Regions from separate parts of the Mus musculus genome. Here all the other regions are linked to region 2. The links are chromatin loops, found by intact Hi-C in ENCODE. Cell type or tissue: heart. All regions are shown on one strand.

Evidence for each region. Peaks named below come from ENCODE experiments on the same cell type or tissue, not always from the same donor. Only the 100,000 strongest peaks of a DNase experiment are listed, where the experiment ranks them.
Region 1: it touches region 2 in a loop (6-fold over the local background); 40 of 42 quality-filtered maps call a loop at or near these places.
Region 3: a loop joins it to region 2, with 1.9 times the contacts of the local background. A loop is called at or near these places in 3 of 42 quality-filtered maps.

What each region holds. Positions count from the first base shown.
Region 1 is chr9:103,991,937-103,999,936 of GRCm38, reverse strand. No RefSeq gene overlaps it. Among named protein-coding and RNA genes, the nearest start is that of Gm33054, 6.4 kb to the left of the region's middle. In heart, a CTCF peak has its summit at 3,211 (motif pointing right); no DNase peak of the experiment used is centred here.
Region 2 is chr9:103,621,181-103,629,180 of GRCm38, reverse strand. All of the region lies in intron 2 of Tmem108 (transmembrane protein 108), which reads left to right. Among named protein-coding and RNA genes, the nearest start is that of Gm32682, 52 kb to the right of the region's middle. In heart, a CTCF peak has its summit at 4,343 (motif pointing left); no DNase peak of the experiment used is centred here; H3K27ac peaks cover 3,300 bases.
Region 3 is chr9:103,685,240-103,693,239 of GRCm38, reverse strand. The region is part of intron 2 of Tmem108 (transmembrane protein 108); the gene reads left to right. Among named protein-coding and RNA genes, the nearest start is that of Gm46129, 32 kb to the left of the region's middle. In heart, no CTCF peak of the experiment used is centred here; DNase peaks (open chromatin) are centred at 2,519, 3,399 and 6,029; H3K27ac peaks cover 6,325 bases.

The DNA.
Region 1 (8,000 bases), 370 kb before region 2:
CTCCCCCTCCCTTCCACCCCACCCCTCCCTTCCACTCCTCTCCCTCCCCCTCCCTTCCACCCTATCTCTCCCCCTCCCTTTCACTCTCTCCTCCTCCCTTCCACCCCTCCCTCCCCCTCCCTTTCACTCTCTCCTCCTCCCTTCCACTCCATCCCTCCTCCTCCTTTTCACTTCCTCCCTCTCTCCCCCTCCCTTCCTCCCTTCCTCCCATTCTCCCCTCCTTAAGTTACTTTTTTTTGTCAGGCATTTGTCACAATAATGAGAAAAGTAATACAGCATTTTACCAGCCAGGAGGGATTTCCTTTTGGTTATTATTGTTGCTATACCACCTGGGCATAAAGGTGGTGCAAAGGAAAGACCTGTTATGAACTCTGTTCTTACAGAGCTCATGGACTAGATTAATTGTCACGGTCACTCTTAAATACCGTCAAATGGCCTTGTAGATGCTCCAAGCACACATCCAGGGTTGCTGAGACCCTGGACCTCTCTGCATCTACAGAGACGAATGGCAAAGACACTGTCTTTCTCATCAGATAACTGCATACAGTGAGCCTGCATGTTCACCTGAGATAAGCACTGATCAAGGTCAAAGTGGGGAGTCCAAGTGAGTAAGAGCCAAGGTGACATGTGCTGGTGCTAGCCGGGACCCAGCGTGACAGGGTAGTAGCTTCATGCCATGTTTATTAATCCTAAAGCGTGGCAGAAATAGATTTCATAATCTATTCTCTTTATGCTTAATAGAGCCTACCTACCTTAGTCTGCATTTTGAAAGTGTAACATTGAACATAGAGACACAGCAAGAAAGGGTGAAATCTCTGCAGGTGACCAGTGGCCGATTAGAGAATGATGGTTTGGGGACAGACTAAAGGCAAAGCCCTTTGCTGCTGAGACTGGTGACCCGAGTTCAGTCCTTGATACTTACACGACAGAGGTAAAAATCAGACCCTTGAAAGTTGTTCACTGACTTACAAATACAGGCCGTAGTGTAGTTTAAAAAGCATATGAGGTGGGCTGGAGAGATGGCTCAGCGGTTAAGAACACTGACTGCTCTTCCAGAGGTCCTGAGTTCAATTCCCAGCAAACACATGGTGGCTCACAACCATCTGTAATGGGATCTGATGCCCTCTCTGGTGTGTCTGAAGACAGCAACAGTATACTCATGAAATACATGAGTACATGAAATAAATAAATTAATCTTATTGAAAAAAGCATATACGGAGGGGCTTTTTGAGATAGGGTTTCACTTTGTAGCCCAGGCTGGACTTCACTTCACTTCACTTCCTCCACCCCACACTTTCAGAGCTTGGATTACAGATATATCACCATAACTGCCTTGGCCACCATTTTTAACACTGCTCCCATTGAAAGATACAGTTTGAGTCAAGAAGAGACTACATTTGTGGGACCAAGTGCCAAAGAGGAGTGTAATGCCCTTTTTCAAAACTCATGAAGAATTTCAGGCAACAGCATTAGCGTGTTAACCACAAACAGTGTGGGGTCCAGGGGTGGGAAGCATACGGGAGTCTTCATGGTGTCACATGAAGCCATCTGCTTGTGACTGTGTGCCTTGGGTCTGAGTGAGCCCTGACACTGCCTTGACCAAGAAACTGTAGCAGAAGTGACATTGTGACAGTTTCTAAGGTGAGTCCCCGAGAGAGCGCCTGCTCCATTTAGAGTGTCCTGGAACTCTCTGGAAGCCTATGAACAGTCTCACTCTGGTGAGTTCATGTGCAGGTGGCAGCCACAGCCCAGCCCAGACTTCCAGCCACCCTTTCCCAATCCACCTGTGATAAGGTCATCTTGCCTGTTTTGAGCAGCCCATTTATTATCTGGGTACCGAGTGACTTTAGTACACCCCACAGTGAGCAGAGCCACCAGGCAAACCACGAACTCAGGGATGGAATGAAGTTGCTCTTCCTTTCAGCCACTAACTTTTGGAAAAATTCTTTCTCACTCCCAAGGAAGAAAAAAAAATGCTTCTACTTGATTTGAGTAACATGTCAAATTAACAAATAGTGATACTGATCTTCAAAACGTCTCAGAGAAAATGACACTGGCTGGTTCTCGGAGTCTGAAGTTTTAAATTACTTGGGACAGCTGGGTGTTGTGGTTTAGGACAAAAAAATGTTCCATCACTGAGGGATGAGGCTGAGGCAGGAGGATTGCCAATAGTTCTAGGCCTGCCTGAGTAGATTGTAAGACACTCTCTCTCTCTCTCTCTCTCTCTCTCTCTCTCTCTCTCTCTCTCTCTCTCACACACACACACACACACACACACACACAAAGAGGAGGGAGAGGGGAGAGGATGGAAATGGAGCCAGAGGGGAGAGGAAAAAGAAAGATAGGAAAGAAGAAAGAAATAATGAATGAATTACTTGGGTTCTTGTTAGAAATGGACATGTATTGAGTTGTGAGACTGGACCCTTCAAGTCTTCATGTTTAATTAACTTCCACCTACTTAAAAATCTCAGCACCACTGAGTTTGCATAAAAAGCATGGGCAGGAATGACCTAATTCCTTCCTGACTTTAGTAGCATGGTCCCAGACAGCACCCACTGTATCACCTTGAATCTTAGTAGGGATCTGGTCCTCAGACATCATCACAGAGCTCACAAAATCTGCAGCATGAGAACAGGGAGCCACGATGGCTGGAGTAGGTCCTATCAGGACACTGCCGGGGAATAGGACTCAGCCTTGCTGCTCATTAAAATCGCCTAGAGAACTTGGCAAAACAGAAAACTGATGTCCAGGCTTCATCTCAGACCCGTTAGATCACAACCTCCAAGGAACTGGCTCTTAAAAGCTTCATGGAGATTTAATCGGTAGTGGTAGTCAAGGTTGAAAACCAATGGTTTCATTTCTGCCGCCCGCCTTCTTATTTCCAATGTGTGTACAGTTACCTTTGGTAAGCATTTCTATGTCTGAGTATTCTTTCCTTTCGTCAGCTTGAGATAGGAATGAGTCTGATATGTTATGTCTTCAATAGCGTTGCACTTGAACATTAAAAACGGGCATGCCATTGTGAATATTTGTAGCACCTTGGAATAAGTGCCCCATAGACTGGAAATGCTACAATTGAGTCTTTGAAGAGAAAAATATTAGAAAAACTGTTTAATGACTTTAGTCTTCTTGTTTCCATCAAGTGAGGAAGTGCATAAGACTCTAATTGATTACTATAGAGGATGTTCATATATCTGTGATTTTACACTTCTACCAGCAGGTGGCAGCACAACTTAGGAAAAAAATCAACTTGGCTGGTAAATCCTGTACTTTAGAAAAGATCATCTTTCTAATGTGAAGGTGACAGTAAAGGATCCAGTCACTAATGTTGTACGTAGTTTCCATTAGAAATAATAACACGACTCTGCAATTAGTTATGAAACAGGCAAAAGCAGGGTTCCACCTGTTTCTTTATAAAGGAACCAGCTATGACCCTGAGGGCCGTATGGTCTCTGCCATACTTATTTGGCTTTGCTATTATGTCTCAAAACTGGCCCTAGCAGATACACAAGAGTGAAGCATGGTGATATTCCAGTGAAGCTTTATGGGCAGCCACAAGTGGCTGGCTGGGTTAAGCTCGTGGGGTGAGCTTGCCGGTTCCTGACATGGAGAGAGGACCACTTCTCAAGCCTGGATGGCTACCAGAGTTACTCATGGAACTGGATAAAACTTTGGGGTTTTTCAACATACATCAAGTTTACTAAATCAAAATAGTTATGAGTGGAGCTCATGCAACTGAAATGAAAACAACCCCCCCCCAAAAACCAAACCAAAACAACAACAAACTCCTTCTGACTGAAGGAACCATTAAGTCAAAAATAAGGATAACTGACTCTTTTGGGGAGCCGTTCATAAGGCCCACCTTGGCAGAATATCGTATTCTCAGTATCCACAATATAAAAGATATGAATATAAAGCCTAGTTCCGGTTATAGATACACCCGAGAAAGGGCTCATTTGGGGCTGGGACTCAGTTGGTAGAGTGCTTGCTTAGCATACTTGATCTTCTGTACCCCCAGAACTGGGTGAAGTGGCACCCACCTATAATTCACACCCTAGAGGTGAGTATAGAACTACAGGAGACCTTGTCTAAAGGCAGATGGGGAGAGGGAAAGGAAAGAGAGGAGGTGTATATATTAAACCTGTATGAGTCTTGGGAACATCTTCGCAAATTCTTGCCTGTCCTCAATGTCCTGGGGAGATGACTGAAGACAACAGTAAAGGAAAAGCCACGGGAACCACTTTAAAGCCACAGGGTAACACTGTACAACATCCCTGCCTCAAAAAGAGAAGGACAAACTGCGAGGTACCACTGTATAATACTCCCTGCCTCCCCACATCCCCGCAGATCGTCAACAAATGTATAAACCCAGCAAAAGCTTTCTGTGCTTGGATTTTTTTTTCCTTGCATGACTGGGTGGAGAAGGGCAGTTTAGGACTTCAGCGTGTACAAGAGAAAGCCAAAGCTATTGCAGTGGGAGGAAATGGGGTGAGAGCATTGTAAATACCGCACGTCTGCTCCTCATCAGAGTGAGGCTGCCCCAGGCTCTGTCACATTGGTCTGAGCAAATATCTGGACGTAAAGAGGGCCATGCTTTAAAGAAGCTGCCACTGGTGGTGTTAAGAATAGGACCGTAAATGTCTTTGCCCGTGGTCCTATCTGAAACATACTGCTCATCTGAGATATTTGTTCAATAAACAATATGGCTCTTTTTTTCTGGAACGCACACAGTCCTAGGATGCAGGACATAATGATCTCTTTCTCACTGCTGAATGTCCCTTCGCTCTTCCAGTTCAGGGCAATTCTCTCTCCTAGCCCAGCCTCTGCCTCTTGTTCTGCTACTGAAATGAATATACTCTCAGTTTCTTACCACGCTCAGTACCCACATGCCAGGAAACAGGTAAGGAGCCAGGTTTAACCAGCTACTCCTCCCTGCCCCAGGGTAAACAAGTCCTTGAGACGCTGGAAGTGTTGGCTCACATGCGACAACAGACTAATGTACACTCTAAATCCCTGTACAGGTTATGTGTGTGTGTGTGTGTTAAAATGGTTGAGCTCAACTTCAAGAGCTTCACAATAAGAGGATTGTCCTTTAGATAGGATCTATTCATGGTTATAAAAGTGGAGTAATTATTATTATGGCATTGGTAGATTTTGTTTTTAAGTGTGTTAGGTGTTGGAATGGTCAATTCAAGAATCTTTTTTCCTTCATTTTCTCTCTCAGTGTGTGAGCATGTGTGTGTAGGTTCATGTAGAGGCCAGGGGCCTCAGGTGATGGCAGGCATCTTCCTCAAATCATGTCTACCTTAATTTTCTAATTACTTAATTAAAAAGCCAGCACACAAGGTATTAGATGTCATTATAGTGTTTTTGAACAGTATCCTCAAAGACAGCAGACCCAAGCAGTGCACACCCATATTGACTTCTGCTGTATTCACAGCTGCAGGGGAAAGGACCCTGCCTAGATGTCCACCCATGGATGGATGGATAATGAGTATGTGGTACATATCTATCTTCTTTTTTCCTAATAATTTATATTTTATTCACTTTACATAACGAATCCAGCCCCCTCCCTTCTCTCCTCCAGTCCCTCCCTTATAAGTCCCTCCTACTGTGACCCCCTCCAAAGAATGGGAAGCCACCCTGGGTACCACTCTATCCTGGGACATCTAGTCTTAGCAGGACTAGGCACCTCCTCTCCTGCTGAGGTTCAACCAGGCAGTTCAGGTAGGAGAAGAAGATCCAATGGCAGACAACAGAGTCTGAGACAGCTCTTGGTTCAATACTTAGGGGACCCACATGAAGACCAAGTTGCACATCTGCTACAAATGTGTTAGGAGACCTAGGTCTGGCCTCTGCATACTCTTTTTTGGGTTGAAGGTTTCTGGGTCTTTCTGGTCTCATGATGCTATATCTACCTTCCTTTTTGAGACAGGCTTCCTCACTGAGTCGAAAGCTTGCTAATTTGGTTAGGTGGGCTAAGCCAGGATAACAAGTCCCAGAGATACCCCTGCCTCTGGGCTGGGATTAAATATGCCTTGCCCAGTTTTTAACATGGGGTATGGGGGATGGGAGTTCGGTCCTCATGTTCACACAGCAAGCATTTTAGTCACTATGTCGTTGCCCCAAGCCAATAATCTCACTTAGTATTTTCAGCATATTTCCAGGGAAACTGAGTTAAGCACAGTAGCCTGTGGCTGACTTGGCACAGAGCTGAGTAAATGCTACGGATAGAGAATGCAGAATGGAAACAGTGGCGCTCCATCCCTTCATATACTGCACAGGGGCACGGGTTCCCGGATTAAATCAGAGAACCCAGCAATGCATCTGCCCTGGGGTATGAAATCGCAGCCAGCACCGTGTTTGCGCATGCTCAGATCTGTGAAGAGGATCACCACGTAGCTGGGCGTTGTGGTGTGTACCTGTAATCCCAGGATTTGGGAGATGGATCAAGAGTCAAAAGACACCTTTGGCTACTGTTGATGCAAAGAACAAAGGTCCTCCTCAAAGGGAATAAAATAGTTTATGCTGGAGTGAGACATGCGTGACCACGGCCTAGGAACATACATGCGGGTCTCCCCAATGCAACGTTCCAACGTGGGAACAGTTGCATGGAGTTTTTATAGTAAAGAACAAAGAAAGCTATAACTTGAGGCATTTAATAATATATATTAGTGGGAATATCAGGTGAGCAGTTACATCACACAGGGGAATCTCAACTTAGGCCTCGGATGGTATCTGAGAGCATTTTTTCTTTTTTCTTTTTTAGCTCTTCTGTGGGTGGGATAGGGTTTTGCTAACTTAATAGGTTCCAAAAATTTCAATCTGTTATTAGGATGTTAGGTCTGTTACAAAGGTGGGTAAGGAAAGAATCCTTTGTGGGTGTCTTAGTTAGGGTTTTACCCCTGGGAACAGACACTATGACCAAGGCAACTCTTTTTTTTTTTAATTTCATTTTTATTAGGTATTTTCTTCATTTACATTTCCAATGCTATCCCAAAAGTCCCCCATACCCTTCCCCCAAATCCCCTACCCATCCACTCCCACTTCTTGACCCTGGCATTCCCCTGTACTAAGGCAGATAAAGTTTGCAAGACCAATGGGCCTCTCTTTCCAATGATGGCCGACTAGGCCATCTTCTGATACATATACAGCTAGAGACACGAGCTCTGGGGGGTACTGGTTAGTTCATATTGTTGTTCCACCTATAGGGTTGCAGACCCCTTTAGCTCCTTCGGTACTTTCCCTAGCTCCTCCATTGGGGGGCTCTGTGATCCATCCAATAGCTGACTGTGAGCATCCACTTCTGTGTTTGCCAGGCCCTGGCATAGTCTCACAAGAGACAGCTATAACTGGGTCCTTTCAGCAAATCTTGCTAGTGTATGCAATGGTATCAGTGTTTGGAGGCTGATTATGGGATGGATCCCCGGATATGGCAGTCTCTAGATGGTCCATCCTTTCGTCTCAGCTCCAAACTTTGTCTCTGTAATTCCTTCCATGGGTGTTTTGTTCCCAATTCTAAGAAGGGGCAAAGTGTCCCTTTGGTCTTCGTTCTTCTTGAGTTTCATGTGTTTTGCAAATTGTATCTTGTATCTTGGGTATTCTAAGTTTCTGGGCTAATATCCACTTATCAGTGAGTACATATCATGTGAGTTCTTTTGTGATTGGGTTATCTCGCTCAGGATGATGCCCTCCAGGTCCATCCATTTGCCTAGGAATTTCATAAATTAATTCTTTTTAATAGCTGAGTAGCACTCCATTGTGTAAATGTACCACATGTTCTGTATCCATTCCTCTGTTGAGGGACATCTGGGTTCTTTCCAGCTTCTGGCTATTATAAATAAGGCTGCTATGAACATAGTGGAGCATGTGTCCTTGCTACCAGTTGTAACATCTTCTGGATATATGCCCAGGAGAGGTATTGCGGGATCCTCCGGTAGTACTATGTCCAATTTTCTAAGGAACCGCCAGACTGATTTCCAGAGTGGTTGTACAAGCTT
Region 2 (8,000 bases):
ACAGCGTTCATTTGAGTAGGATTCCCACAGAGCCTTTTATCACCCCGTGGCCTATGTGCTTGGAACTTACTGTGTATTAAATTACTAATCAAAATGGAAACCAGCTAGCAAGATAATTAGAAAACACAAAAACGGTTCCTGTCCACGATGCGAGGCTTCAGAAAAGGCCATGGCTGCATAGATTGATGTGTCTCTTTTGGAAAGTAATTTAGCCGCATGGATCATAAATTAACATATGTTTACTCCCTTTTTTTGTGATGTGGCAGTTTCCTTCTGGGAATCCATTCAAAGCAAGTCATTCTAAAGTTAGAGCTATCAATGCTGTGAGTGTCAGAGAGGGGATGTCGCTCAGTGGTGTTCCAGACAAGTGACAGGTTTACAAAATAAGCGTGTACCCTCCCCGAGTGAGAAGTGTGGATGGAGACCAGCATTCAGAACTCCTGCAGCGGATCTGGGGCCCAGGACCCTGGGGAGGCCCAGCAGCCTCCTCTGACCCAGGTCCTGGCATCCCTGTCACTGCAGGGTGGTGAGTTTATCACCATTTGATTGTTGTAAGCAGAAAGAGGAAAGCACAAGGTGACTGAAATTTACCTAGAGAGACCCAGTGGACGGACGTGTGTCTTCTCTACTGAAGGGAGGAACTAATAAGTTGACATTTGGATCAAATATACTTCCCGATTAATCAAGATTTGGATTTTGTTTGTAGGTGAAATTTGGAGAATGGGTAGTGCAAAATCAGCTAGTAATGTCTTCCATCGAAACCAATATATGCGTCCTAGCAGAAATAAAATAATGAAATCATGCTTGTTAATCCAGAACACATACATATGTATGCATGAGTGTGCGCACACACACACTATATAGATAGATATATGTATATGTATATGTACACACATACATACATACACACACACTCATGCATACATACATACACACATACATATACACATTTTATATACATACATGCATATGTGTGCATGTATATACATATGATATGTATGTATGTATATATATATACACATACATACAGATAATACAGTTACAGTGATCCAGCATGGACTACTAATGCATAACTACACTGGTTATGACTTGGTCAGAAAAATCAGAAACTTCTTCAGATAGGAGACATATTAATTTATGGAACTTCTCTACCCTGTGGAGAGCTGAGGGAGGGAGGTCAGGAAGGCCTCTGTCTTCATTTAGATCCTTTCAATGCAGAGCCTGAGGCCAGGATTAAGGGGCAAAGGACTTATTTGGAAGGTGAGCCCAGAGAACAGCAAGAGAATGAGCAAGAGGAGCAGCCAACAGAAAGATACGTTACTGAAGTTGTATCGGAGAGGTAGAAGTTGTCTTCTGTCGGGATCTGCTGGGAAGCATGAGGTACCTCCTAGCTTTGTCTTCACAAATTATAGCGGGTAGGAGGGTTGACCTGCCAAGTAATGCCCCAGAGATATTACCCTCATGTGTCTCTCAGCAGCACATGTAAGCCTGCTTAACTCTCGTGGCTCCTGCAGCTTTAGAGGAATCTTAAAACCCAGAGTGAAAATGTGTAGTTCACACTTGAGGTAGACAGCTGTAGGCCCAGTGGGAGCTAAAGCTCACGTGGAACTGTGTGGTTAGGGCTGAGATGAAAAGGAAAGAAAGCCTGAACCAGGACACAGAAGTATCTACCATAGAGTGTTTTAGAAAGCAGGGCATTGAAGCGCTGTAGAGGAGGGGCCACTAGCAGCCACGCCTCCAGGTCTCTGGTGGGCTCAAAGGAGCCTGAGCTAAGCCTTCCTTGTCTTGACTTGGACTTTCCTCAGCTGCTACAGGAGAATAATGTCTTTGCTCTGTTGCAGCTTTCCTAAGTCATGGAGATGTCCCCAGTTGTGAGACTCCAACAGAATCCTGATAGAAAGGTCCCTGGTAAATAACGCTTTCAGGTCTCATGGCCCTGAAGTATCATGGAAGCTCAGAAGGACGGGGTCAGACTAAGTAGCTGTCAATGATACCTGGTCCATCAGTATCTACTGAGGTCCTTATAAAAATGCCTTCAATAATGAAATCACCTGCATCTTGCCCCAGTGCAGGGGAAGGTTACAGGTGTGTTGGTGGCCAAAGCCATGACACTGATCCTAGGTAGATGGCAAACCCTGCAGCTGCTTAGTCCCATTGGCTTAGAGCCTGGGGTAGAAGCGCAGCACGTGATGCAGGACCTCATGGGAATCATACATGAAAACAGATGAACAGCAGGTGCTCCCAGAGGCTGCGTTTGTGCTCCCAGATGCTAAGAGGCTAGGATGCCCCTGGCTCCCATGATGCCTGAGGAAATATCCCCACTGGTAATAGAGGAACTGTGTGCCTGTTCCTGTTAGTAAGCAAGCTGCTTGACCATCAGGCCTTACCCATGGTGCAGAGACAGGAAAGGAGCTGCACTTAGGCCCTGTAGATGTCCAAGCAGTGCATAATATTTAGCCTTCATGACAAGCAGCATCCTCTTGTTTGAGGAGAAACAAACATGTACTTCTTTCTTTCTTTCTTTCGGCTCCCATTTCATCCTCTCATTTTGCAGTATAGCCTTCTTGTCTTTAAGACTTCTTGCCTTTCATAGCAAGCAAGGAACCTCAGGGCGTTACCTACCCCATAGGATCCGTTTTTGGTATGATGCCCCCTCCAAAAGAAATACAGAAACAGATTGGAAAATGCTTGAATAAATGAAAATGATTAGATGACCGTCACAGCCTGAGTGTATGCTCAGGCAAGGGAGGCGCATGTGCAGCCCAGGGAAGTTCTGAGCTCTTCTTTGCTCTTGGCTAATAAAATGGTTATTGTCCCTGGCCAAATGCCCATCAGTCACCTGACTCTTCCTCCCACCAGCCATGCTGTCTATGGATTCAATGCCACCTGGTCCCCAAATAAAAGATAAAATCTCTTCTTTAATTTCAAACTCATTTCTGGAGCCGTGCAACTAGATTCATTGTGGTAAGGAATCAGAGTGTGTTTAAAGTGAAACTACTTAAAATTTGGAGCTTGTATCCTTGGTTAAACTAGCTTCTGGTTTAAGTGGTCAGTAGCTGCCTGTGACTTGTAGCTACTGTCTTGGTCAATACAACTTCTGTAATATTTCTATGACCTCAGAAATTTTTACTGGACAGCCCCCTGCATCAGTCTTACAGCAAGTCACCCATGCATGTATTCAAACAGGCACCAAACACCCACTATGTTCCAGTATTCTGAGCATTAGATATCCCCCAGTTGGAGGGAGAGACAAAAACTGCCTACCATGTACATTTTGATTTAAAAGCCTGTGTCTAGATGTCAGTGTGTATCCGTGGATTAAGGACAGACAGCTGTGGCAAATAGATGACTTGTTTTCTAACTTCCTGGCACATGCCCAGTCTGACTTGGGTGTAATTAGTTGTGGCCATTGTTTGTTTTGTCCAGCTTATCGATCCCATGTTAGACACTGACTTGCACAGCAGAGATGGGTAATATGTTTGACTTATCTCTCCATGTTGACTGTCCCTGTTAATCTTTCAGGTTCTGAAAGGAAGGTTTCTTTGTAAGTAGTTGTTCTCAGATTTACCTATTTGGATCAGTTCCAGCAGCCTGTGTTTCGAATGTAAATTCGATGCTGGGAGATGGTTCAGTGGATAAAGATGCATTTGTAGTCCAGCCTGACGACCACATGTTGGTTGACCTGCCACAAACCCTGTGTTGTTAAGTTCTACCTTATACTTGGGAATTTCTCAAAGAGCAGTAACATCACTAGCCCGGGAAGTTGAACCGTGGAGACAGGTGACATTTCTAAATCATCCACTGGAAAACAGATTCCCTTTGCTAGATGCTTCCAGCAAGATCCTTGAATGCCTGCACTAGCCCACTAGAGAACTGCTGGATTACAGTAGGCTGCAGCTGGAGTGAGCATTGGAAGCTGGTCTATCTGTTCCAAAGTGGAGATGTAAATGACTTGTCCAAGGTCACAATTATATATTAAAACTCTTACCGTACCATAATCCTAAGGCAGAGACAATTGTGAATAAAGCAGGGGGTTCTCTACTTCAGTTTATTATACATCTTGAAGGGCTTGAAGCTGATTGCTGGGAGCCCACTCTGAATTTTCTGATTCTGGCTCTAAGTAGAACCTGATAATATGCATTTCTAGTAAGTTTCCTTATGTCAGTGGTATAAGGACTGTATCTTAAAAGCCACGGGTATAAGCCATATCATTACATTATTGAAATGGTAGTAGCTTAAGGAGAGAGAACTGGTCTACCTATTAGCAGTCTGGGGAAGGAACCAGCAGAGAGGTATCCATATCCATGCAGGTCTGAACTAGGATTTGGCACCACCTAGTGGCTGACATCTAATGCTGTTTCTTCATGGATGGAGACAATGCTGAGTCCTGTGGTTGAGTTAGGCTCTTAGAATCTATTGGATAGTGAATGGCTCACCAGCTATCTCCTGGTTTGCAAGCATTTCTTTTGATGCATTGGTTTGGGGAGATTGAATTTTGAGGCTCAGCAGCCATCTTTAAACTACTGGCTACTTCTGTATGTGCCTTTACCTCTTGAGCCTGTATCCCACCCTTCCCCAGCAGATAAGGGCAGTTCTGTCTCAGAAGCTGGAGAGGAAGATGTACTATGTCCTAAATTGTACTGTAGTGGGAATTTTTTTTTCTGCCAGTGATAGAACGTGCAAAACTTACACATCACACACCTGCCTCAGCAGCAGCATCTTCGTCCTTGTCACCGTCGTTGTCCTACCTCTGGGTTTTTACATCCTTCCATATACACCTGTCAGAAATCCGTTTGAATGCCCAAAGCCTTAGCTTATGCTCCCCCACCTCTAAGACTCATCCTAACCCTCCCGTCTCCACCTCTGGAGTGCTCTGGCTACAGCTTGAGTGTCTAGCTATCGAGTGACTTTTGATAAGATACTCTCTCCCCCTGATAAACTGTCAGTCCTCTGGGAGTCAAGGCGCCATTTCACTTGGTCCAGTGCAGCACTGTTATATCACAAGGCGCCAGTTTTATGAGACCGACCTCTGCCACCTTCCATACACACCGTCACCTTCCACCAGCCTCTCTCCTTGCAGGTGGCTATAGTCCATGACGAGGAAAGGGTCTTCCCTGCACTCCGAGGGGTAGCCCTTGCTGTAACCCCAGCTAAACTCAACTAAGATCCCTCGTGGTGCAGGTCATGGAAAGAACGACTACCCCACCTTTACAGCAACTGATGCCAGTAGCTTCTGTTCCTTGTCCGGCTCTAGTCTTTGCAGATCCCCACACACCCTTCCTTCCCTGAGCCTCCCTTTGAGTCGTCCTCATTCCAAGCACCTGGTGAAGCATGGCGAGGGAACACTGAGAGAGGGGTTAATCGGAGTCAGAGGAGGACGAGAAAGTGCCTCAACACTGCGCATGTGCTGCTTCAGACTGGGACTGTGGGAGAGATGGCGGATCTAAATATTTAAGAAACACTGAGTCACTCCCTCTGTGTGGTGAATGTGACTTGCAAATGTGCTTTTCATTTATTGTCCCGCCTCCTCTCATAAAACTGCCACTTGCAGGAGAGAGGAAGAGTGGCTCTGGCCTAGCCGTGCCTGAGTAGTGTGTGAAGCCGAGGCAGGAATCCCACTCTTTTTCCCAGGGGCACAGTCGTCCCTGGGGAGGTCCCTTTGGTATTTGGGGGAGCCTCTTTTCCTCTGTCCTAGGTTCAGTTCTCACTGTTAAGCCCGAATCTTAATCCTGAGAGTCATTTCCAGTTGTCCTACCCCAGAACCCGGGTGTTAGAGTTCCTGGAGGACGAGGAGTCTATTTTTAAAATAGATTCTGGGACTGGGGAGGTAACTCACTAAAGTGCTGGCTGTTCAAGTAACGAGGACCTGCGTTAGATCCCTGGAACCCACATGAAATAGCTGGGTATGATGGAATGTGCTTGTAATCTTAGCACTAGGGTGGTAGAGGGACCCAGGGACCTGCTGGCCAGCCAGCCTGCTCTACTCTTGGCACGCTCCAGTCCAGTGAGGTAACCTGTCTCCAGAAACAAGGATGGCTGATCCGGAGGAACCACAACCCAAGGTTGAATCTCTCCAACATACACAAACATGCACATACACACACACATGCAGAGCGACAGAGACAGACACACAGAGAGACAGACACAGAGAGACTGGCTGACTGACTGACATCAGTCTTGATGGACAGCTAGCTTGGGAAACCATTAGTCTAAATAACCCCTGAATGATTTGTTTCTAACCCAGGCATCAGAGCACAGTAGACTCATCAAGGTCATCCCACGCTATTTAAGATCTTCAGAGTTGAGATCAAAGTGACTGCTTTATGATGCTTTTTGGAACAAGATATAAAAATGAGACTTGTTAGAAATACTGAGATGTTTTGACTCTGAACTTAGTGGTAAGTTAGATCTAACTGTGTGGGTCTAACCCATGCTAACCACACTCTGAAGGTGAAGGAAGTTTAGTCTACATTGGCCCACACCACTGTTGCCCACAACGTTAGTTTGTTTTTCATTACAATTTTGATTTCAGCTGTGCATCTCAGGAACTACATTTCCTGAGGAATGGCTTGATCTAAATTATGTATTCTGAAATATTGAACCAGAATCACAAAATAAAACTATACTGAATGGAGAGTTTAAAAATGAATCTCTTAGTATTCAGGTGGTATTGGAAAAGCTAAGAGAAGAGAACAGAAGGGTTTGAAGTTATAAAGTTTACCAAGGACTGTGATGTTGTGGACAGTTTTATATACTAAAATCCACTGCCTCTAATGCATGACCAATGGGTTTCAGTGTTCTTTCCATTTGTAAATAAATGATCTGTGGAATATTTAGCCTATCTCTTACAGCCATGCCGCCTTTTGGATGTGACAACATCATCACTATAACTTTCTGGGACAAATGCCTATTGTCCAGAGGAAACACACATCTGTAGGTCCCAAAATTCAATATCTGGAGATATTTTTCAGGCACCGTAAAAAGAAAAAGAAAAATGACTAAGTTTACTATGGCTAAGAAGTAATCTTTCACAAGCACCGCAGTCTAAATGACAGTGCATACTCTGTTGGTAGTTGGCAGCTTTGCAATATTACTTAATTCACTGACCTCAATATCCTGTCTTTAATACCAAAACCATAAAGAGGAGGTGTGATCCACATTCTTGGCCTCACACAAGCTCCATCCTCAAAGGAGATGAATGCTCATAACAGGCCTTGTGTACCAGAAAAGGAGACCAGTGTGAGTCTAGAAAACTTCAGATGCTGGTACTCTGTGTGTGTGTGTGTGTGTGTGTGTGTGTGTGTGTGTGTGTGTATGCACATCATGGGTGCATGCATATGGTCATCTGTGAATGTGTGTACATGTAAGTGCATATGCATGAGTGAGAGTGTGGAGGTCAGAGGTCATCATCGGTTTATCTTCCTCATATGTGTCACCCAGCACTGGCTTGAAGACACGCAGCATGCTGTCTTCTATCATATGTGGACACTAAGTCTTGTGCGAGCTCTGACTCGCCAGCAAGAACGACGCTGCAACAGGATCCTTCTGCACACGTTTATTGGGAGAGCTTGATTGCAGAGGCGAAGAGACCCCAAGCCCAGAACTGGTGCTGCTTATATAGGCCTAGGAGAGGCATGTCTCACACCCGGATTGGTTATGCATGGGTTATGCTTACCACCTCATTTGCATGCCTACATCTGATTGGTTAACTTGTCTCTCATCTTATTGGTTAACTTGTCTCTCATCTGATTGGTTAATTTTGGTTAATTCTCAAAATCTCATCTTGGCAAAAGAAACTTTACTGCCTATGTATGTGTGGTGGCCAGTGGAAGCCAGTGCCACCCTGCAATGGCACATGTGGCTTCCCACAACTAAGGATCCATATCAGGCACTCAGTCTTGTACACAAGCATTGCAGAGCCCAGCCCCGGCCACTCAGGTACCCCCTGGTGACTCTGCCCGTGAGGTGCCCAGGGCACACACGTCCTCATCTCTAACAGA
Region 3 (8,000 bases), 64 kb before region 2:
CTGACTCTTTTGTGTAGCTAAGAACGAGGAAGATCCTGGAGTTCAGTAAGCACCCTGGAGCCTCCCAGGGTCATCACCATGGAACTGTCCATGCTCAGCGCATGGCCTTGAGCCTGTTGCTGTCTCTTTACCTTGGGACAAGAGCAAGGTTCCAGGTTGCCTGGCACCATTGTGCTCTCCAGGCCAGGACCCAGTGAGGCCAACCTGATGGCTCTCCTAGCCAAGCAGCTCCTAAGGGTGTGTTAAAAGCTAAGAGAGGAAAGAAGCCAATCCCCAGGGAAAGGGCTGGAGCATGCTAGCAGTTGCTAGGCAAGTTAAAGTAATTCACTGTCCTTGCCAAATGCCTGACTCGCAAACAGGGAAACTTTCATGGAAGGGAGTGAGGTGGGGGTGCTTGCTGGTTGCCATAGGAATGTTTCCATGATTGGAACCAGACCACAGAGTGGGGAGAACAAGCCGGCAGCATCCATGGCTCTTTCAGCCTGGGAATGGAAACACACACGGTGGGCAGTGGAGCCGAGGTAAGCCCAGGGAGGAAGGAGCAAAGACCAAGATCCTTTTGGGGTGAGGGTGGGCAAAGGTGTAAGGACAGAGCATCTTGGGATGAAGGGCAAGACCTGGGCAGGCAAAGTCCTAGAGGCCACGTGTGTTCAGAGATGGGCGAAGTGTGATCTCCGGGGCTACTCTGAAGACCTGATGCTTATAGGAGAATTTACAATCTGGTCTTAAGTCAGGGAACATTCTAATTAGAGTCAGGAAAAAAAATACAAATCCTAGATTTAAAATAGATAAGAACTTAAAATAATGCAAGCCGCTAGGAAAGACTAGTCTGAAGGTAGGTATTTGGTATTTATGTAAATATTATGCCAGCTTATGTCTCCCTTTTAGTTCATGAAGCAGAGGTGGTAATTAAAGATTTGTCATTAACGAATTATCCTGTATTCATCCAATTCAGATTCACAGGGAGGAAGAAGCACAATTGGCCAAGATGAGGTACTGGTAGGAAGTCTTGAGGGACCCTTTGCCTGGACTCTTAATATCGGGCACCCTCTCGCCAGGCAACAGTTTGGGGGAGGGCAGTTTCTGGGTTTGTGCAGAAATAAGCGGCTGTTAGCAGATGCTGAGTGTGCTCTGAGTGTGCGCTTCAGGTTCTCTGGGATGAATCAGTCTCCAGCTATTGGGAACTGGGTGGGAGGTGCCAGTTCTTGCCTGCCTTCCCAGGAGGAGGCAAGTGGATGCTCTTTTCACTGAGATCCAGCTCCTGGGAGAGGCACATAAGCCCAGGCGTATCACACCGGTGATGAGCAGCTTAGCTGTCTGTTGATAGTGTACGTGTCGACTGCTTCCAGTTTCTTGGTTCACAATCTATAGTGGAGGTTCCTTTTTATCGCAAGGAGGTCTGGGTGAATTTGTCATCATTTGTCATGTATTTGGTTCGTTTCCAGGTGTTCAGAGGGCATTTAAAGTGGCGTCTTCCATAGGCTATGACTAGAGACAGGATTGGTATGGTATTGGTATTGGTATTATTTCTTTCTCTGTGTGTAAACACAGCACTGAAGATGGGGCCTAGAACCTTGTATGTCTAGGCTCATGCTCTACCAGGAAGCTACATACCCGGCCATTTAAAAAAATATATTTGTTATTTTGAGACATGGCCTCACTCAGTTGTATAGGCTGGCCTTGAACTCACTTTGTAGACCGGGCTGTCCTCAAATCTTCCTGCCTTAACCTTTCTAGTACATAACAGGCCTATGGAACGAGGACCAGCTTTTAATATATGATTTTTGTTGTTGTTTTGCTTTGTTTTTTTAGTTGGTTTTGGCTGGAAGAATAAGTCATGTAAAAGAAAACTGAAGAGCATATTTATTATCAAGTATTTGCATCCTAGTGTTGCCTACATTCTTACGGGGTCAGAAGTCAAAGTTGTTTGGGGACGATCATTTGGGGAGCAGTCAATTTCTGTGGTGGGGAACAACAATGTCTTTGCAACTTCAGAATTACTAAGAGCAGGCAGGATGATACCAATCCACAAATCAGAGGCACGTTTGTAGACTGACTGCCAAACTTGTATTTACTGAGAGAGCATCGTCCAATAAGAACGCCTCCCCTTGAACTCTTCAGATAACGTAGACTTGTATGACTCTGACAAAGATGCCAGAACACAGTGGTTCTAACCTTTTAAACAATGGCTTTCTTATCTAAAGCCCCTGAAATCTCGAGCAGTGCTGGTGAATAAAAACCTAACAAGAGCCTTAAATATGAACCCCAAAGAGCCCATTTCTAAACTTAAATTTAGCTTCAAACGGGACTCAACTTAACATGGAACTGGACTCTGGTATCACACACAGGAGCAGCTGAGTCCAGTCAAGAGAAACGTTCTCCCTTCATCCACACCCCCACTGCTCAGACCTGGAGACCCATCCCGGGTGTCTACTAGAGGGAGAATCCTGCTTTCTAAGTGTGGATCTCTGGAGTTTACACTTTGGGGAGGAAATTCCCATCAAGTTGTGTTAGAACAGGCCTGTCACAGCTATCTGCCTAGTGGCCCCAACTCTCTCCACCCTTGTTCCCAAATACACCCTCATTGTCTTCACTACAGATAAAAGCGTGCCAACCCCCTGTTGCCTCCCCCTCTCTGGGGAGAGCTTCCTCCTTTCCGTTACCTCAGTGTGCTTCAAGGGTCAGTGACCCCCTTAACTTTCTCACTGATTCAGTTCCTACATCTGGTGTTCATTTTTTTTTCTCCCATGAGTGCAACAGTCAAACATTCAAATCCCAGTTTGGTCCCTGATCACAGCCTGTCTTTCACAGTCAATGTGTTGATTTAGGTAGGTATAACCATTGAATACAAATGGTTGCCTCCTCTGCCCCTTGCCTTGGGTTTGTATATTTTAGGCCTTCAGACCTTGCTTTGAACATAGTCAGTCTGTGATCAGACTATCTGAACCTTAAAGGACATCGTTGATCCCTAGACAGGAGGAGTTACAACGTGCTTGCTTCTTGTGGATGGGTAAGTACTGACTTACCCCGCAGCCCTGACAGAATTTTTGACGAGCAGTTTTGCTTGGCTCCCACCCATTTGTCATAGAATATAATATCGACCCTGTTCATCAGTAGGTTATAGAAGACAGAAGCCTGTCATTTCCTGTTCGGTGATGGCCACTTGCCAGGGACAACATCCATCAGAGTGTTAATAAAACTCGTCTTCTTTGTCTTAGAATGTTTCGAAGTGAAAAGTCTCTGACAGAGCTTCTCCAGTCTAGAGAGCAAAGGCCTTGGCCTAGGGTGGGCTCTTGTCCAAGATAATAACCAGTCCTCCCTTGGGAAGGAAGCAAGCTTGGAAATTAAGCGATAAGTCTGGGATGTGTTATCCATTTTAAGTTAACCAGAATAGGAATGCATGTTGCACTTGATTCTCATTACCATCCGAAGGCCAAGCTGCAGGATACAGGATACGTGTCAGAGATAGCCTGGAGACCTTAGAAGCCAGTCCCAACTCCACCCACCACAAGAGTCAGGCGTGACAGCAGGAAAGTTATAGAATTGCTTCAGGCCTGTTTCTTAACAGTTAAATAAGGGCCGGGTGACCCTGGGGTCTTATGGTCATGTTAACTGAAGGCTGGCAAAGTCCAGAATGAGTTTGAATGGAAGAACAGTATTCAGATGGTTCTCTGTTCTCTCCATACAACATTTATTATGCTGTCAATCAGTCAAATTTTTAAAACCTACAGGTTTCCTGAGACCTTTCTCTTCCTTAAGCAGTCAGTAACTCAGCACCAGCCCTATATTTCTCCAGCATAAAGGCTTCCAGTAGCCTCCAAAGGAAAACAAGGTAGTTCTCTCCTGATTTTAAGATCCATGATAGATAGCAAGCCAAGTTTAGTGGTTCATGTCACGAGAGGCTGAGGCAGGAGGATTACCATGAGTTCCGTGTCAGCTAGGACGACGGGCTGAGAACCTGTCCCAAGGAAGAATGAAAGAGCCAGAGGGTGGGGAGGGGTGCTGAGTGGGACGAGGCTGTGGCCTGTAGAAACTCTGCTGCTGTGGTTGTTACGGCTGGAGTGGGGAGGGGCTCCAGCGGCCCCGCTCCTAGCTGAGGAGGTTTTGGTATTGCTTCGAGAGGGAGGGTAGATTTTCTTTAGGAGTTTGGCCACTGGGATGGAGTTCAGACCAGGTTTCCAGGCTCCTTCCTGCCCCACCCTACATCAGTGTGCAATCGGAGAGCTCTAAGTGAACTCAGAGGGAAAATAAATAATAAATAAATATAAAAGGTCACTAGGTTGGGAGAGGGATATAATAGGAGTCCCAGAAGTGAGTTGGAGAAGAAGATGGGGGCCAACTTCATAAGGTGTACTGTATACATGGCTGAAATTTCCGAAGGATAAAAATTAAAAACATAAACAAGTTATATGATAGTAAAGGAGAAAGTTATTAGCTCAAATCAGCTTAACTAAAATTAACAAAGCAAGAGGGGGTTCTGTAGCTGTTCTTGTGGAACTTTCCAGTGTAGACTGGAGCTTTCTCCTTCAGGGCCTCTGGAGTGTCACCCAGAAGGAGGGGTGTGGCTTCCCTGCAGTGGCTTCTTTTATCTGAAATAAACCTTGGGTCTTCATGCTGCTTCTAGTGCAAAACTTGGCCAGGACTCTAAGGAAAGGAAACATGTTGATTGCATGTTATGTGCCAGGCACATAGATATTTTTTATGCAGTGGCCCATTTAATTCTGTAGCCACCCTGTAAGATAAATAGCTGTTATTTCCATCTTAAAGATGAGTCAAAACGCTGAGCGCTTTGCCTAGGGTCACACAGTAAATGGATCAGGATTTCTATTTATGTGTAAAGTCTGGTTACTTTCTGCTAGCACACAGTAGCAGATGACAGTGTAGAGCCCAGTGGCTGTATTGGATCCGACTGAATTCCCGATTGCAAACTGTAGCTGCCGACGGACATGGAAGCAAAGGGTAGGCATAGAGCTGAGTACCTATTGTTGAGAAGCAAAGACAGTCAGCAATTCTTTGAAACAAATGACAACAAAAAGTATTAGAGAAACTGGTTTTGCAAATAACAGGTTAATCACATGTCCATTAATTGACATTGTTGGTCAGTGGCAAAAGGCAAGTGAGGCCTAAATTAAATTTAATTTTCAGTGGTGGCTTTTGCTTCTTTCATAGAACACTCATTTGGGGTTTTGGGCAGCCTTAATATTTTCTGGTTCTAAGTTTCTCCTCCTTTGGGCAGATGAGGGCATATATGTGCATTCAATACCCTTTATTTATGACAAGTCTCTGTTCTCATTATCTAGTGGTTTGTTACAAACCAATCCAACACTTAGGGTCGCAAAGTAGCAGTCATGGCTGTTGGGTTCATGAATCTTGCAGTCTGACTTAGGGCTAAGAGGAACAGCTCACCTCTGCTCTACTAGGATCCTCTGGGCGGGCTGCGCTGCAGGCTTGGTGTGAAGCTAACCCACCCTGTGTGTGCAGCCTGGGCTGGGAGGGCTAGAGTAGCCTAGCTTCCTTGTGATCCCTCTAGAGAAACAGCTTCCGGCAACCCAGCTCCTTCTGCCCTGGTTCAACACTTGATCCTAGAAGAAGAAAGCCAGGCAGGGAGGGACATTATCATCTTTGGTGACCAAAACAGCCAGCATCACTTGTTGCGCTCTGTTCCCTGAGGCCATCACAAAGCCCATTCAGGTTCAGGACAGTGGGAGAAGGTTCCACACCTCGAGAGAGAGCAGTGCAGAGTGTCTGGATAGGCCCTACCCATAACTGTTTTGGGGAAATACAGATTGCCACAGGGAGAAACCAGGCTGCAGGCTGTATTCTGGAGACCAGATGCTATGCTGGGTTTTTCTCTCCCGCCCAAGGGAGCGTATTGGCATGCAAATGGATCTTACTTATCCCACTATAATTTACGCTTTTCAGAAAAGCTAGTCGTCTGCAAACTCTTGGCAATCTGTGTACTGTTGTAACCAAGTGACTTGTAACAAGCCACCAGATTAGGTTCATGAGGTGAAGAGCCAAGGCTTACGTCAAACTTTTTCATCCTTTGTGAGCCACTTCCCACTTAATGTCTTTGGACTGTGGTCAGGGTTCTGATTAGCTACCTCCTATGTTTATGTAGGGGGTTGGGACAGATCACTGATAGTTAAACGGACAGCTTTGCCTAGAAACCTTTCCATTTAAAACAAAAAATAAAGGCGGTTGCTCAGCCTGAATGCTTGCATGTTCCCCAGGAGCCCACATCCATGTGGAATTGCACCTGCCACCTCCTCCCTCCTACCTCTGGAGATGGCATGATCATTCAGACCACGTTTCTGAACATTTACAAAATCGGTGTGCTCTTTCAGGCTGTTTGTGGAAAATCCAAGAAACCTGTGTCACAGGGGTGCAACATCGTGTCCTAGGCTTTGAAAGCATGGCATACATATGAAACAGTGTTTAAAATTCATGAACATTATTGAGGAATTAAAAACAGGGGCACTTAGACTCACCTCGTAGAGGTTCAGAAGCAAGCCGTCACTTCTGTAATTCTCCCCAACTTTTGTGTAAATTAGCTCCTTTTTTCTCTTTTATAGTGTTCCATTTCTTTGATAAGATCGATCCTTTTTTTTTTTAAAAAGGAGAGATTCATATTATAATTTTCAATTCAATTTAAACTTCTCAGAATTGTGAACCAACAGCAGAGTACATGAGTCCAAGGCTCAATCCCTGGCACCAGAAACAGAAAAACAGACAAACTGGAAAACACCAACCGAGAAAACTATACCAGCAGCAGAACCCAAAAAGCATTTCACATGAAAATCACAGAATTTTTTCAAAATGTATCGTTAGGTTCTTTATATTTTGCCTCTGTTGATGACAGTGTCTTTGGCATGCCTGCCTGAGGGATTCAAACTGAACAGAAACACACAGTTGATTTTTATAGGGTACATACTTCTTTCAAGACTGTTATATTTGCCTAATTTCACTAATTACAAATTGAGCACCCCAATCAAAAACTCTCAAGTGGTCCAGCACCAAAATTTTTGAACGTAGTTTAATACCACAAATGGAAAAATCCACCTCTGACCTCATGGCACAGCTTGTAGTTGAAATGCAGGTGCAGTGAACATGTGTGAGGATGAGTTATCAAGGCAAAGTCCTGTGCTACCAGCTTCTTGTGAACATAATCGATGCCTACCTAGGGTATCTGTTCAGTAAGAGGAAGGCTGACTCGGGCTCACAGATTCAGAGGTTGAGGCATAACTTTTGGGCTAAGAGAGCACAGGGCTTACATCATGACACAAACATGTGGGGGAGGAAACCCACTGACTTCTTGACCAAGTACAGAGAGGGAGAGAGGAAGCCGCAGGAGCCCTTCTTCAAGGGCACACTAGGTGCCTCCTCTTCAGGGTTCTGTTGCCTAGGATATTTAGGCCTTGATGGATATTCCTAACTCAAAGTAAGGGATATGTGAAACATAAATGAGTTATGTAGTTAGATCTCTACTCACTCATCTCATTATACACAGGCAAATATTTTTTTTAAAATCTAAGAAAAAAAGGAAAGAAATCTAAAACGCTTCTGGTTGCAAATATTTTGGTTGACCTGGATAACATTTACTTTTAAGTTTTTTGGTGATTTCTATCAAAGCACAACTATAAAGAATGTTTTATAGGTACACTCATTTTTATATATTTTTGTTTCTTTTACTATATTTAAATCCTAACCGGATAGTCTCATGTCTAATATTAAAGGAAAATTTAAAATATATTTAAGTAATTAAGTACATGATGTTTGTTGCGTACATTATTATTATTTTGTATGCTCTCTTACAAAAAGGTCAAGAAAATTACTATTTTCTTAGTTTGCTAGCGATTCCATTCACTGGTAGAGCTCTTGCTTGGCATAGAGGCTTAGCACCAACAAGAATAAACTTGTGAATGAATTTGACCAGATGTTTTTCTAGAACTAATGATTTGATCATATTTTTTTATTTATTATTGTGATAAAATATGTTC